2 separate regions of the Homo sapiens genome follow, and region 2 is linked to region 1. A link is an interaction called in ENCODE POLR2A ChIA-PET data of the cell type or tissue named here. Cell type or tissue: IMR-90. All regions are shown on one strand. Each heading gives the region's core, and the rest is flanking DNA. Links, peaks and the distances in the headings are about the cores only.

Region 1 (8,333 bases), core at 1,468-6,467:
ACTCAAGCGATCCTCCTGCCTCGACCTCCCAAAGTGCTAGTATTACAGGCGTGAGCCACCGCGCCCAGCTCCTTCCCATCCTTAAGACTCAACCCCAAGTCAGACCAGGCTCGGTGGCTCACACCTGTAATCTCAGCACTTTGGGAGGCAGAGGCAGGAGGTTGGCTTGAGGCCAGGGGTTGGAGACCATCCTAGCCAACAGAGTGAAACCTCGCCTCTACTAAAAATACAAAAATTAGCCCCGTGTGGGCCGGGCGCAGTGGCTCACGCCTGTAATCCCAGCACTTTGGGAGGCGGGCAGATCACGAGGTAAGGAGATCGAGACCATCCTGGCTAAGACGGTGAAACCCCGTCTCTACTAAAAATACAAAAAATTAGCCGGGTGTGGTGGTGGGCGCCTGTAGTCCCAGCTACTCGAGAGACTGAGGCAGGAGAATGGCGTGAACCCGGGAGGCGGAGCTTGCTGTGAGCGGAGATCGCGCCCCTGCACTCCAGCCTGTGCGACAGAGCGAGACTCCGTCTCAAAAAAAAAAAAAAAAAATTAGCCGGGTGTGGTGGCGCATGCCTGTAATCCCATGCCTGTAATGCCAGCTACTCAGGAGGCTAAGGCAGAAGAATCACTTGAACCCGGGAGGCGTAGGTTGCAGTGAGCCGAGATTGTGCCACTGCACTCTAGCCTGGGCGACAGAGCAAGGCTCTGTCTCCAAAAAAGAAAAAGACTCAACCCTAAGTCAGCTCCAGGACGTATGTGCCTACTCTACATGTGTGAGTCCGAGGGGAAAAAACATCATATGACCTCTTCTAGGGCTTCCAAAGCACCCCACCTGGCCACGGAAGAGCTTAGTAAACATGGGGTAGTTTTGAGATTGCTAAAAGGAGGAAGTTAGGCATATGTCTCTTGTAGCTTAAAATAATACTGTGAAATTTTTCAAACCTGGAAACAACCACTTCTCTTTCCTTTTATATATATATATATTTTTTTTTTTAAGACAAGATCTTGCTCTGTCACCCAGGCTGGAGTGCAGTGGCTGGATCATAGCTCACTGTAACCTCAAACTCTCAGTCTCAAGTGATCCTCCCACGTCAGCCTCTTTAGTAGCTGGGACCACAGGTGTGCGCCACCGTGCCCAGCTAATTTTTGTATTTTTGTGGAGAGGAGGTCTCACCATGTTGCCCAGACTGGTCTTGAATTCCTGGGCTCAAGCGATCCACCTCCCTCAGCCTCCCAAAGTGCTGGAACTACAGGCGTGAGCCACCGCACCCAGGCCATTCTCTTAGCATTTTGTATTCCCATCTTTTAAAAATGGAAAGCAGGCTGGGCGCGGTGGCTCACACCTGTAATCCCAGCACTTTGGGAGGTCGAGGCAGGTGGATCACCTGAGGTCAGGAGTTCTAGACCAGCCTGGCCAACATGGTGAAACTTCGACTCTACTAAAAATATAAAAATTAGCCAGGTATGGTAGCGGGTGCCTGTAATCCTAGCTACTTTGGAGGCTGAGGCAGGAGAATCACTTGAACCCAAGAGGCAGAGGTGGCAGTGAGCTGAGATCGTGCCACTCCACTCCAGCCTGGGCGACAGTGAGACTCCATCTCAAAAAAAAAAAAAAAAAAAAAAGGAAAGCAAACTCAGTTCTAAAAAGTCTACATGGGGCCAGGCACAGTGGCTCACACCTGTAATCCTAGCACTTTGGGAGGCCAATGCGGGTAGATTACCTGAGGTCAGGAGTTTGAGACCAACCTGGGCAACATGGTGAAACCCCGTCTCTACTAAAAATACAAACAAAATTAGCCGGGTGTGGTGGCGGGCACCTGTAGTCCCAGCTACTCAGGAGGCCGAGGCAGGAGAATCGCTTGAACCTGGGAGGTGGAGGTTGCAGTGAGCCAAGATCATGCCACTGCACTCCAGCCTGGGTGACAGGGCAAAACTCCGTCTCAAAAAAAAAAACAAAAAAGTCTGCGTGGTATTTTTTTTTTAAGTCCAAGTAATGAAACATTTCCTGATGGCCCATGGTTTCAGAATATATGGATATAATAGGATACCAGTAAAATAGTTCTTTTCTATCATGTGTTTGCTCATGCTTAACCAGGGGCAATCATAAATCACTAATGGGTCCTAAGCAAAGTTAAAAATTAAATTTTTTCATTCATTCATGTATCTATGTATTAATTTATTCATTTATGACAGGGTCTTGCTCTGTTGCCCAGGCTGGAGTGCAGTGTTGCATTCATGGTTCACCAAAGGCTGGAGTGCAGTGTTGCATTCATGGTTCACCGAAGCCTCGACCTCCTAGGCTCATTCAATCCTCCCACCTCAGCCTCCCGAGTAGCTGGGACTACAGGCATGTGCCACTACACCCAGCTAAGTTTTTAAATTGTAGTTGGCTGGGCGCAGTGGCTCACGCCTGTAATGCCAGTACTTTGGGAGGCTGAGGCGGGTGGATCACCTGAGGTCGGTAGTTTGAGAGCAGCCTGGCCAACATGGTGAACACACTAGTCTGTACTACAAATACAAAAATTAAAGGCCGGGTGCAGTGGCTCATGCCTGTAATCTCAGCACTTTGGGAGGCCGAGGCAGGTGGATCACCTGAGGTCCGGAATTCACAACTAGCCTGGCCAAGGTGGTGAAACCTCATCTGTACTAAAAATAGAAAAAATTTGCGGGGCTTGGTGACAGGTGCCTGTAATCCCACCTACTCAGGAGGCTGAGGCAGAAGAATCACTTGAACCCAGGAAGCGGAGGTTGCAGTGAGCAGAGATTGCGGAGGTGGAGGATACAGTAGTGAGCGGAGATCGCGCCATTGCACTCCAGCCTGGGCAACAAGAGTCAAACTCTGTCTCAAAAAAAAAAAAAAAAATTAGCCAGGCATAGTGTTGCATGCCTGTAATCTGAGCCACTTGGGAGGCTGAGGCAGGATAATCACTTGAGCCTGCTTAAGAGGTGGAGGTTGCAGTGAGCCAAGGTCGCACCACTGGACTCCAGCCTGGGTGACAGAGCAAGACTCTGTCTCGAAAAAAAAAAAAATTTGTAGCCATAGGATCTCACTGTCTTGGCCAAGCTGATCTCAAACTCTTGGCCTCAAGTGATTCTTCTGCCTTGGCCTAACCCTTTATTTTTAACAAAGCATGAGAAAACAAGTTATTAGCTGCAAGAAATAAAGGATGTAATTGTAACTCCTTCATTGAAACTTCCTTCTAACTCTGTATTACAGAATATTGAAATTTGTGAATATCTTCTGGCTCCTAATTTTGCACCCCTGGCAATTATGCAGAAGATGATCAGAAATGGAAAAAGAGCAGGAGGGTACCCAGGGCTTTGTGAATAGGTATTAACAACTGGTTTGTTGTTACTGGGTTTTTTGTTTGTTTGTTTTTTTAAGGAAACCAGAATGTATCTATTTTAAGCTCTCCTTCCCTATAGTTATCTTGTCTTGCTGCATTATCCACTTAATTTATCATTGTTGGCCAGGCGCGGTGGCTCACGCCTGTAATCCCAGAACTTTGGGAGGCTGAGGCGGGCAGATCACGAGGTCAGGAGATCGAGACTATCCTGGCTAACATGGTGAAACCCCATCTCTACTAAAAATACAAAAATTAGCCAGACATGGTGGTGAGTGCCTGTAGTCCCAGCTACTCGGGAGGTTGAGGCAGGAGAATGTCATGAACCCGGGAGGTGGAGGTTGCAGTGAGCCGAGATCGTGCCACTGCACTCCAGCCTGGGTGGACAGAGCGAGGCTCCATCTCGAAAAAAAAAAATTATCATTGTTGTTGACAATAAATGTTTTTGGAAGTAATTTGGAACTGTTGGTTTGCAAATCACATAATAAAAGCCCTCACTTTACTGTAGAGTCACACTTAACATTAGACAAAACTATATATCTAGATTGATAACTAGACCGAACTAGGTGGCTTTTGGCCATTGCTACAAATTAAATCCAACCTGGAAAAAATATTCAGGCTGTAAAGGCAGTTCCAAAAGCTGTCTCCAAAAATCGTTTGGGACAACAATGTCTCATTCTTTTTGTCTTCCATGGTGCTTTGCCTAACTCCTCGAAGATAGCTCAAACTCAGAAAATGTTTATCTGGTTGAGTCACTTTAATAAAAATAGTCTTGTTACCTCATGGTTCACATGTTATTTATTTATTTATGAAACAGTCTCACTCTGTCGCCTGGGCTGGAGTGCAATGGCATGATCTCGGCTCACTGCAACCTCCACCTCCTGGGTTCAAGAGATTCTCGTGCCTCAGCCTCCTGAGTAGCTGGAATTACTGGCATGTGCCACCACGTCCGGCTAATTGTTTTGTATTTTTAGTAGAGACGAGGTTTCACCATGTTGGCCAGGCTGGTCTCGAACTCCTGGCCTTAAGTGATCTGCCCACCTCGGCCTCCCAAAGTGCTGGGATTACAGGCTTGAGCCATGGCACCTGGCTTATTTATTTATTTATTAAGTTATAAAGACAAGATCTCACCCTGTCACCCATGCTGGAGTGCAGTGGCATAATCATAGCTCACTGAAGCCTCACCCTTCTCCACTCAAGCAATTCTCCCACCTCAGCCTCCTGAGTACATATGACTACACCCATGCCCCACCACACTTGGCTTTTTTTTTTATTTATTTTTTTTGTTTGTTTGTGTTTTGTAGCAATAAGGTTTCACTATATTGCTCAAGCTAGAATGCAGTGGCTATTCATAGACACAATCATGTCTGACTATAGCCTTGAACTCCTGGGCGCAAGCAATCCTCCTACCTCAACCTCCTGAGTAGCTGGGACTATAGCTGCCTGCCCAGCTTAGATTTTAATTCTATGCATCAATGTGTATCAATGTATAGAAATAGTTATGTTATTTAAACAAAAGGGATCATCCTATATCTGTTGCTTTTTGCTGTTTTCTTTTTTTTAGACAGAGTCTTGCTCTGTCACCCAGGCTGGAGTGCAGTGGTGCGATCTCGGCTCACTGCAACCTCTGCCTCCAGCTTCAAGCGATTCTCATGCCCCTGCCTCCCAAGTATCTGGGACTACAGACATGCGCCACCACAGCTATTTAATTTTAATATTTTTACTAGAGACACGGTTTCACCATGTTGGCCCGACTGGTCTCAGAATCCTGGCCCTAAATGATCCGCCCACCTCCGCCTCCCAAAGTGTTGGGATTACAGGCATGAGCTACCGTACCCAGCCAGCTTTTTTAATTTAATACATACAGCCCAGAACTCCTAGACTCAAGCGATCCTCCCAGTCCACCTCAGCATACCAAATAGCTGGGACTACAGGTGCATGCCACTGTGTCTGGCTGGAAGTCATTTCACGTGAATACTCTGAGATCTGCCTTATTGGAGATGATGTCAGGATCACATACAGTATGTTATCTATCTCAGATAACATGGTGGCTCATGCCTGTAATCCCAGCACTTTGGGAGACTGAGGCAGGTGGATCATTTGAGGTCAGGAATTTCGAGACCAGCCTGGCCAACATGGTGAAACCCCGTCCCTACTAAAAAAACACAAAAATTAGCCAAGTGTGGCGGTGCACACCTGTTGTCCCAGCTACACGGGAGGCTAAGGCACAAGAATCACTTGAACCCAGGAGGTGGAGGTTGCAGTGAGCTAAGATTGCGCCACTGCACTCCAGCCTGGGAGACAGAGCAAGACTCCGTTTAAAAAAAAAAACAAAAAAAACACTAAACTAAAAAACGAAGGAAAAAGAAAACATGGAGTTGTTCCTTTGGCCACATGCATGCAAATCTGTAAGAAAAGTAATGTTGTAGACATCAAGGGAATGGGTACTGTTCACAAAGGAATGCCCCACAACTGTTATCATGCAAAACTGGAAGAGTCTACAGTATTACCAAGCATGCTGTTGGGATTCTTCTAAACGGACAAGTTAAGGGCAAAATTCTTGCCAAGAGAATTCATGTACGTATTGAGCACATTATTCACTCTAAGAGGTCAGGAGTTCAAGACCAGCCTGACCAACATGGTGAAACCTTGTCTCTACTAAAGATATAAAAATTAGGTGGGCATGATGGTAGGCATATGTAATCTCAGCTACTCAGGAGGCTGAGGCAGGAGAATCACTTGAACCTGGGAGGCGAAGGTTGCAGTGAGCCAAGATCACGCCACTGTACTCCAGCCTGGGCAACAGAACGAGATACCGTCTCAAAAAATAAAAATAAAAAATAAAAGATCAATAGACTGTTTAAAAAAAAAAAAACAAGGATAAATTTATATAGCATGTTCAGCTCTGAAAACATCAGAAAGGTTGGGTGTGGTGGCTCACACCTGTAAAACCAGCACTTTGGGAGGCCGAGGAGGGTGGATCACTTGAATCCAGGAGTTTAAGACCAGTCTGGCCAACATGGCGAAATGCCACCTCTACAGAAAATACAAAAGAAATTAGCTGGGTATGGTGGTGCATGCCTGTCATCCCAGCTATTTGGGAAGCTGAGGTGGGAGGATCATCGGAGCCTGGGAGGTAGAAGTTGCAGTGAGCCACAATTGAGCCTCTGCACTCCAGACTGGGCAATGGAGTGAGACCTTGTCTCAAAAAAAAAAAAAAAAAAAAGGGAAAAAGAGGCCGGGCTCCGTGGCTCACACCTGTAATTGCAGCACTTTGGGAGGCCAAGGTGGGTGGATCACCTGAGGTCAGAAGTTCGAGACCAGTCTTGCCAACATGGTGAAACCCGATCTCTAATAAAAATACAAAAATTAGCCGGTCGTGGTGGTGTGTGCCTGTAATCCCAGCTACTTGGGAGGCTGAAGCAGGAGAATCGCTTGAACCCGGGAGGTGGAGTTTGCAGTGAGCAGAGATCGCACCACTGCACTGCAGCCTGGGAGACAGAGCAAGATTCCGTCTCAAAAAAAAAAAAAAAAAAAAAAAAGGAGCTGGAGGATTTGTGTCTTGTATCAATGCCCACTTTCCAATGGGAACTTGCCCACAAAGTTACATTCTAGAATTTATAGTTAGACCTAGAGAAGGCAAGTGAGTCACCCAAGGTCACACATTTACACAGAGTTGAGAACCTAGATATCCTGACTCTGTAAAGATTGCTTGCATTTTTTTCCCCTAGCCCAGGGGTTGACAAACTTTTTCTGGAAAGAGCCAAATACTCAACATTTTAGGCTTAGAGGGCCATACAATCTCTATAACATGGCCAATTTTTTAAAAATTTTTTTGAGACAGAGTCTTGCCGCGTTGCCCAGGCTGGAGTGCAGTGGTGTGATCTCAGCTCACTGCAACCTCTGCCTCCCAGGTTCAAGTAGTTTTCATGCCGTGGTCTCCCAGGAAGCTGGAATTACAGGCATGTGCCACCATGCCCAGCTAATTTTTGTATTTTTATTAGAAACAGGGTTTCACCATGTTGCCCAGGCTGCTCTTGAACTCCTGACCTCAGGTGATCTGCCCGCCTCAGGTTCCCAAAGTGCTGGGGTTACAGATATGAGCCCTACAGCGCCCGGCCTTTTTTTTTTCTTTTAGTCAGGGTCTCATTCTCTCACCCAGGCTGCAGTTGCAGTGGTACCATCAGGGCTCACTGCAGCCTCAACCTCCTAGGCTCAAGCCATCCTCTTGCCTCAGCCTTCCAAGTTGTTGGGACTGTAGGCACATGCTACCATGCTGGGCTGTTTTGTTTTTGTTTTTGTTTTTGTTTTTTTGAGATGGAGTTTCACTCTGTCACCTAGGCTGGAGTGCAGTGGCGTGTGTCTCAGCGCACTTCAACCTCTGCCTCCCGGGTTCAAATGATTCTCCTGCCTCAGGCTCTGGAGTAGTTGGGACTATAGGCGTGTGCCACCACACCCAGCTAATTTTTGTATTTTTAGTAGAGACAGGGTTTCACTATGTTGGCCAGGCTGGTCTTGAACTCCTGACCTCGTGATCTGCCTGCCTCGGCCTCCCAAAGTGCTGGGATTACAGGCAGGAGCCACTGTGCCCAGCTGTTTTTTTTTTTCATTATTTTTAGTAGACATGGGGGTCTCATTTAAGTTGCCCAGTGTGGTCTCGAACTCCTGGGCTCAAATGATCCTCTTGCCTTGGCCTTCCAAAGTGTTGGGATTACAGGTGTGAGCCACTGAGTCCAGCTACACTGTTAATTTTTGTAGCTGTACCATTGTGGCACAAAAACAGCCATAGATAATATGTAAACATATGGCATGACTGGCAATAAAATGTTACGGATACTAAAATGAGAGTTTCGTATACATTTCATGAGTCACAAAATGTCATTATTTTGACTTTTGTCAACCTTTTATTTATTTATTTATTTATTTATTTATTTATTTATTTATTTTTTAGACGGAGTTTCGCTCTTGTTGCCCAGGCTGGAGTGTGGTGGCGCGAT
Region 2 (6,580 bases), core at 1,581-6,580, 180 kb after region 1:
TTTTTTCTGTGTGCGCCTCGGAGTCCTAGGCGCATCCTTTTCTCTGGGTATCTGTGATGGGCAGGGGGCCTCCAAAAGACCCCTCTGGTAGTCAGGACATCCCAGATGGGTTCAAGCCCCGCCCTGGGACGCCTCTTTGGGGCTGAATGGGGATTCGCCCTGAGATTTCACCACTGCACGTTGTCTTGACGGGGAGGTTGTAGTACATTCAACCGATGGGGTTAGGCTTGTGGTTCAACTGCTATCAGGAACCCTCTGCCCATCCATGCCAGACGCAGAGCCCCTCTATGAAAAGACGGTGTTCTTCTGGCCCCGAGAGTTGGCTCTGAGGGTTGTGTGAGGTCCTGGGGTTGGTCCCAGGTGATCTTCGTCTGATAGATGCTGGAAGGAAGATGTTTTCTGGCCTCCCAGGGGCCTGGCCCAGCCTGGGTATGCAAGTTGGCCGAGGCTGGCCACCTGGGGAGTCGCAGGCTGGAGAGGCCTAGGCTCAGGGCATCTCTCCTGGTTCATCTGCCCGCTCACAGCTCATTCATGCACTCATTGTGAGTCTCACCGCCCTGTAGGCAAAGGAGATGGCCAGGGCTGGCTGCGTACCCGAAATTCCTCCTACCCTGTGCCCCTTGCTCCACCCCTTATTTCTAGGTCCTGGAGCTGTGCCCAGCCAGGGCTGGCAGCATCAAACTCCTTCTTGTGTAACTCCAAACCCCAAAGAGAAGGAACCTCCCCAAATCTTCCCTACCACCCTCATTTTACAGGCACGGAAACTGAGGGCCAGAGAGAAGAAGCCTGTGCCTGTGGATACCCAGTGCCCAGTGGGAGAGCTGGGATTTGAAAAAACAAGCCCTGTTTGACCCCAAAGCCTCAGTCCACTTTCCGATGTCCCCGGCATCACCAAATGGCCCAGCTTGGGTTTCTGAACAGTAACATTAACTCTGGCCTGGTGTCTGGCGGTGACCCAGGTTGGTATCTGCAGAGGGGCTTGGATGACTTGAGAGGCATTCAGGGAATGGGACCCATCTCTCCTTCCTTCCTTCCTTCCTTCCTTCCTTCCTTCCTTCCTTCCTTCCTTCCTTTCTTTCTTTCCTTCCTTCTTTCTTTCTTTCTTTCTTTCTTTTCTCTGTCTCTCTCTCTTTCTTTCTTTCTTTCTTTTTTTGTTGTTGTTGTTGAGACAGGGTCTCACTTTGTCACCCAGGCAGGAGTGCAGTGGCATAATCATAGCTCACTGCAGCCTCGATCTCCTGGGTTCAAGCAATCCTCCTACCTCAGCCTCCTGAGTATGGAGGACTACAGGCATGCACCACCACTCCTGTCTACTTTTTGTATTTTTGGTAGGGATGGGGTTTCACCATGTTGCCCAGGCTGGTCTTGAACTCTTGGGCTCAAGTGATCCACCCGCCTCAGCCTCCCAAAGTGCTGGGATTACAGGCATGAGCCACTGCGCCTGACTCATCTCTCCTTGTTGATAAAACTTGGACCTGATTCTCCAAACCCCAGATGGCCAGGTCACAATAATGAACGTGATGGCAGCACCAACGGTAATGAGAGATATCATTGATCAAAGGCTTACTATGTGCCTGGAAGATTGCAGCCCCATGAGGTGGGTAAATAGGGCTTCTGTCTTAATGGATGAAGAAATTGAGGCTCAGAGAGGTGCAGACACTCACCCGAGGTCGCACAGCAAAGAGGCAGACCTTTATAGAATCTTTTCTGAGGCTCATGTCCAGGTGTGGCCACACTTGGGATGGTGGGCAGAAACAATTACAACCCTGCAATGGTCTAGATTATTAGTGGTTTTAAAACTTCTTTTTCTGCCAGGATCCCCTTTGGGCCAAGGAAATTATTAGCAAAAGGTTTGAATATGATCAAAGCTGCGATAGGACTGTCTCCTTTACCACATTTGCCAACTTGGCCCTGCCCTCATTAGTCATAAATGACTCTGAAGCTCTTTCTCAGAACCTTAGAAATTTAGAGTGCTGAGTGGAGACTGAAGACCTAGAAGCCAGGCTGAGTGTGGTGGCTCATGCCTGTAATCCCAGCACTTTGGGAGGCTAAGGCTGGAGGATGGTTTGAGCCCAGGACTTTGAGACCAGCCTGGGGAATATAGGGATACCATATATATATATATATATATATTTTTTTTTTTTTTTTTGAGATGGAGTTTTGCTCTTGTTGCCCAGGCTGGAGTGTAATGGCGTGATCTTGGCTCACTGCAACCCCTGCCTCCCGGGTTCAAGCTGTTCTCTTGCCTCAGCCTCCTGAGTAGCTGAGACTACAGGCATGTGCCACCATGCCTGGCTAATTTTGTATTTTTAGTAGAGATGGGGTTTCTCCATGTTGGTCAGGCTGGTCTCGAACTCCCGACCTCAGGTGATCCTCCCTCCTCCCAAAGTGCTGAGATTACAGGCATGATTACAGGCATGAGCCACCGCGCCCAGCACTATATTAATTTTTTTTAACAAAAAAATTAAAAAAAAATTAGCTGAGCATGGTGGCAGGCGCCTGTAGTCCCAGCTACTCAGGATGCTGAGGTGGGAGGATCACTCAAGCCCAGGACGGGGAGGTTGCAGTGAGCCAAGATCACACCACTGCACTCCAGCCTGAAGGACACAGCAAGACCATGTCTAAAAAACAAAACAAACAAACAACAACAACAACAAAACAACTTAGAAGTCCCCTCTCAGCTCCAGCCTTCTGGGGTCTGGCACTTTGGGGGAATATGTGAGTCTCTGGGGTAAGCCAGCCCTCTGATGTTGAGGAAGCCAAGGTGGCACCATGAATCAGTGGGGACGGGGGCAGGCTGCCTTGACTACAGGCTTGGAGTGAAAAGGAGGGCTGGGATTTGGGGTGATGGGGCCAGCGTTGGGGTGCTCTTCCATCAGGCTCCTGGCTGGTCCCAGCCCCTGCAGTTCAAGAAGAGGCATGTATCTCGTACCTGGCGTCGGCCTGGGTCCGTGCCCTCCACTCCTTCTTGGGAGCCCACACACCTTGTATAACAAGTCCTCAGTGGGTGAACGGCTGGGCCAACCTGACAAACCAGCGCGACCTGGGCGTGGGCCGGGACACGGAGCCAGTCGCTGGCTTTCACCACCACCAGATAATGCGGGCCCTGGCAGGGCAGGGCCACCTCTACCAAGGCGGGCCTGCTGGATGAGATCGGGGGCCGGTGTAGATAGGGAGTGGACATGCCAGCCGCCCACAACATTCTGAGGGTGTCACCTTTGAATTGCTCTCACTTCTATCAAATAGCAATAATAGGAGTAGTCATCATGGCTAACATTTTGTGAGCTACGTGACAAGGCCTTTCCATGCCTCATTTCACTGAGCCGTCCCAAAAACCTTAGGGGGTAGGTCCTGTTATTATCAACCCATTTCACAGATTGGCAAAGGGAGGCTGATGGCAGGGACTGGGTTCACCCAAGGCTGCTAACCTAGGGAATAGGAGAGCTGAGATTTGAACCCAGGCCTGTTGAAGTCAAAAGTGAACATTAAATTAAATTAAATTAATTTTAGTTTTTGAGATAGAGTCTCACTCTGTCCCCCAGGCTGGAGTGCAGTGGCAAGATTTTGGCTCATTGCAACCTCTGCCTCAGCCTCCCAAGTAGCTGGGGCTACAGGCATCCACCACCATGCCCAGCTATTTCTTTTTTTCTTGGTAGAGACAGGGTTTCATCATGTTGCCCAGGTTGGTCTTAAATTCCTGACCTCAAGTGATCCTCCCTCCTCAGCCTCCCAAAGTGCTGGGATTACAGGCATGAGCCACCATGCCTGGCCTGATTTTTTTGTTTTTTAGTAGAGACGGAGTCTCACTATGTTGCACAGGCTGGTCTCAAATTCCTTGGTTCAAGTGATCCTCCCATCTTGGCCTCCCAAAGTGCTGGGATTACGGGCATGAGCCACTTCACCTGGCTGATACCTTTCCTCCATTATCTAAACTCCATAGTTTACATTAGGATTCACTCTTTGTGTCATGCAGTAAACTAATGAATTTTTATAATTGATTCAATTTTTTTTGAATGGGTGACATGTGCTCATGGTATAGGAAACCAAAACGACTGGAAAAGTGGATAGTAAACTTAAGTTTCCCTTCCACCCCTGTCCCGAGTTCTTTCAGGCCCTTTCCAGAGGCTGCCACCATTTTTCCTGGGTCCTCAAAGCTTTTCTCTCTCTCTCTCTCTCTCTTTTTTGTATTACCATTTATTGGTGACAAACACTAAGTTTTACTCGCATTCCATGAGGAGAAAAACTCCAGTGTAAACGATGAATGGAGGCAGTACTTAACTCGCAGGGGTACCAGGCTTTCCATATGGACCACACACAGAGCCTCAGTGCACACACTTCTTTTTTCATTTTTATTTTTTTGAGACGGAATCTCGCTTTGTGACCCAGGCTGGAGTGCAGTGGCATGTTCTCGGCTCACTGCAACCTCTGCCTCCCGAGTTCAAGCGATTCTCCTGCCTCAGCCTCCTGAGTAGCTGGGACTACAGGCGAATGCTGCCACGCCCTGCTAATTTTTTGTATATATATATATTTTTTTTTTTTTTTTTTTTTGAGACAGAGTCTCACTCTGTCACCGAGGCTGGAGTGCAGTGGCGCGATCTCGGCTCACTGCAAACTCCGCCTCCCGGGTTCACGCCATTCTTCAGCCTCAGCCTCCCGAGTAGCTGGGACTACAGGCGCCCGCCACCTCGCCCGGCTAATTTTTTTTATTTTTAGTAGAGACGGGGTTTCACCGTGTTAGCTAGGATGGTCTCGATCTCCTGACCTCGTGATCTGCCCGCCTCGGCCTCCCAAAGTGCTGGGATTACAAGCGTGAGCCACCACGCCCAGCCTAATTTTTTTGTATTTTAGTAGAGATGGTGTTTCACCGTGTTGTCCAGGCTGGTTGCGAACTCCTGAGCTCAGGCAATCCGCACCCCCCTCGGTCTCCCAAAGTGCTGGGATTACAGGCGTGAGCCACCGCACCCGGCCCAGTGCACACACTTCTGTGTATAGTAACACAACATCAAAAGCAACACAACTGTATAAAGAAACATAGGTCATACTTTTCAGCCCTAATCGAGATGTAATTAATAGTATCGAGCACTCTGGAAAATCAGTCTGCAGTTTTATGTGAACTATGTGGAGATCATATCCTGTAGTGTAGTGAAAGCTAAGTCCTCAAGAGCCGTATGTATAGACACATGATTTTCTTAAAGAATATTTAAAATGGAGATCAAAGTTCATTTGTTTAAGTCCTGTTTGCATTAACAAAAATAAAAATAAAATAAAAATGGAAGCAAATGATCATCTAAAGTTTAAAATTCCTAAATTGTCCAATTTATACAACTGTGGGAGACTTATTCAAGGTTTTTGAAAGTCCAGGACTGTTTCAGCTGAACCATAGGGCACGTAATTTGCATCACTGAAATGGTGCTGGGTTAGTCAATGAAATAAAAATGTCTAACTACATACACGTGGATATGATCTTTGTCGGTTAGATTATTGATAAAGTCAGTCTCAGAAAAGTTTCCAAACTGTGCGATATAATTAGATACAGTTGAGAAACTCTCAAATGAAAATTTTATATAGTGTCGTCGGGCACGGTGGCTCATGCCAGTAATCCCAGCACTTTGGGAGGCCGAGGCGGGTGGATCACGAGGTCAGGAGTTCAAGACCAGCCTGGCCAAGATGGTGAAACCCCGTCTCTATTAAAAGTACAAAAACTAGCTGGGTGTGGTGGCCCAGCTACTCGGGAGGCTGAGGCAGACAATTGCTTGAACCTGGGAGGCAGAAGTTGCAGGGAGCCAAGACTGTGCCGTTGCACTCCAGCCTGGGTGACAGAGTGAGACTTTGTCTTGAAAGAAAGAAAGAAAGAAAAAGAAAGAAAGAAAGAAGGAAGGAAGGCAGGAAGGAGGAAAATTTTATATAGTGTCATACCAATAAAAAGGAAATAATGAAACTAAGAATACAGATCACTGTTGGAAGAGAAAGCAGTGGTGATGGTGTGGGCACTGCAGGAAGTGGTGGGGCCGTGGCACACTAGAAGTTAGGTCATGCTGAATAGGAAGCATTTGACTTTCTCTGGTGCTTTTAGCTCTGGGGCTGGTTGAAGGCCTCTCTCTGGTGTGGCTGTCCAGGGTTTGTCCCAACTAAGCCAGCTTGAGAAGGGGTCATGCTTTCAGTTTCTTCTTTCACACGGGAAAAAAAAGACCAAACAGGAAGGTGCCCAGGGCGTGGATCTGCTGGTGCCCCAGGAGAGCCAGCTGGCTGGGCAGCCCTTCTTCCCCAAAGGCAGCTGGTATTGCGTAGGGACAGCCAGGTCACCGAGTGGCCGTCACAACAAACCCCAGCACAGTCCAGCCCGGCCACAGCCACCTCCCCTGTTGTGTTCCCTGCTGCTGCCCACATCCTTTACCCACCGTCTCTCGGCCCACTAGAGGTATCAGAAATTCCAAATTTTCAAAGCAGTTTTAATATTTTCAGTGTATATGTTGGGATTTTATAATGGTTCATGGCCAGAAAAGGTTCAGCACCTCCCACACACAGACATTGATCCATTTCCTGTTCTTGGCATCTCTGTACTTTGTTGGTCCAACTCAGA

Evidence for each region. ChIA-PET counts read pairs that join two places held together with the same protein. Peaks named below come from ENCODE experiments on the same cell type or tissue, not always from the same donor. Only the 100,000 strongest peaks of a DNase experiment are listed, where the experiment ranks them.
Region 2: POLR2A ChIA-PET joins it to region 1 with 11 read pairs; 2 of 35 experiments call an interaction of 5 or more read pairs at or near these places.

What each region holds. Positions count from the first base shown.
Region 1 is chr19:15,333,283-15,341,615 of GRCh38, forward strand. LOC124904643 (a long non-coding RNA gene) reads left to right here. Exons shown (of 4, transcript XR_007067146.1): 2 at 3,210-3,323. Among named protein-coding and RNA genes, the nearest start is that of BRD4, 4.9 kb to the left of the region's middle. RefSeq lists an enhancer at 1-139 and a silencer at 1,024-1,163. In IMR-90, for the core only: no CTCF peak of the experiment used is centred there; a DNase peak (open chromatin) is centred at 4,089.
Region 2 is chr19:15,508,835-15,515,414 of GRCh38, forward strand. The region is part of intron 1 of CYP4F22 (cytochrome P450 family 4 subfamily F member 22); the gene reads left to right. It also overlaps the pseudogene LOC100422106. Among named protein-coding and RNA genes, the nearest start is that of CYP4F22, 3.6 kb to the left of the region's middle. In IMR-90, for the core only: no CTCF peak of the experiment used is centred there; no DNase peak of the experiment used is centred there.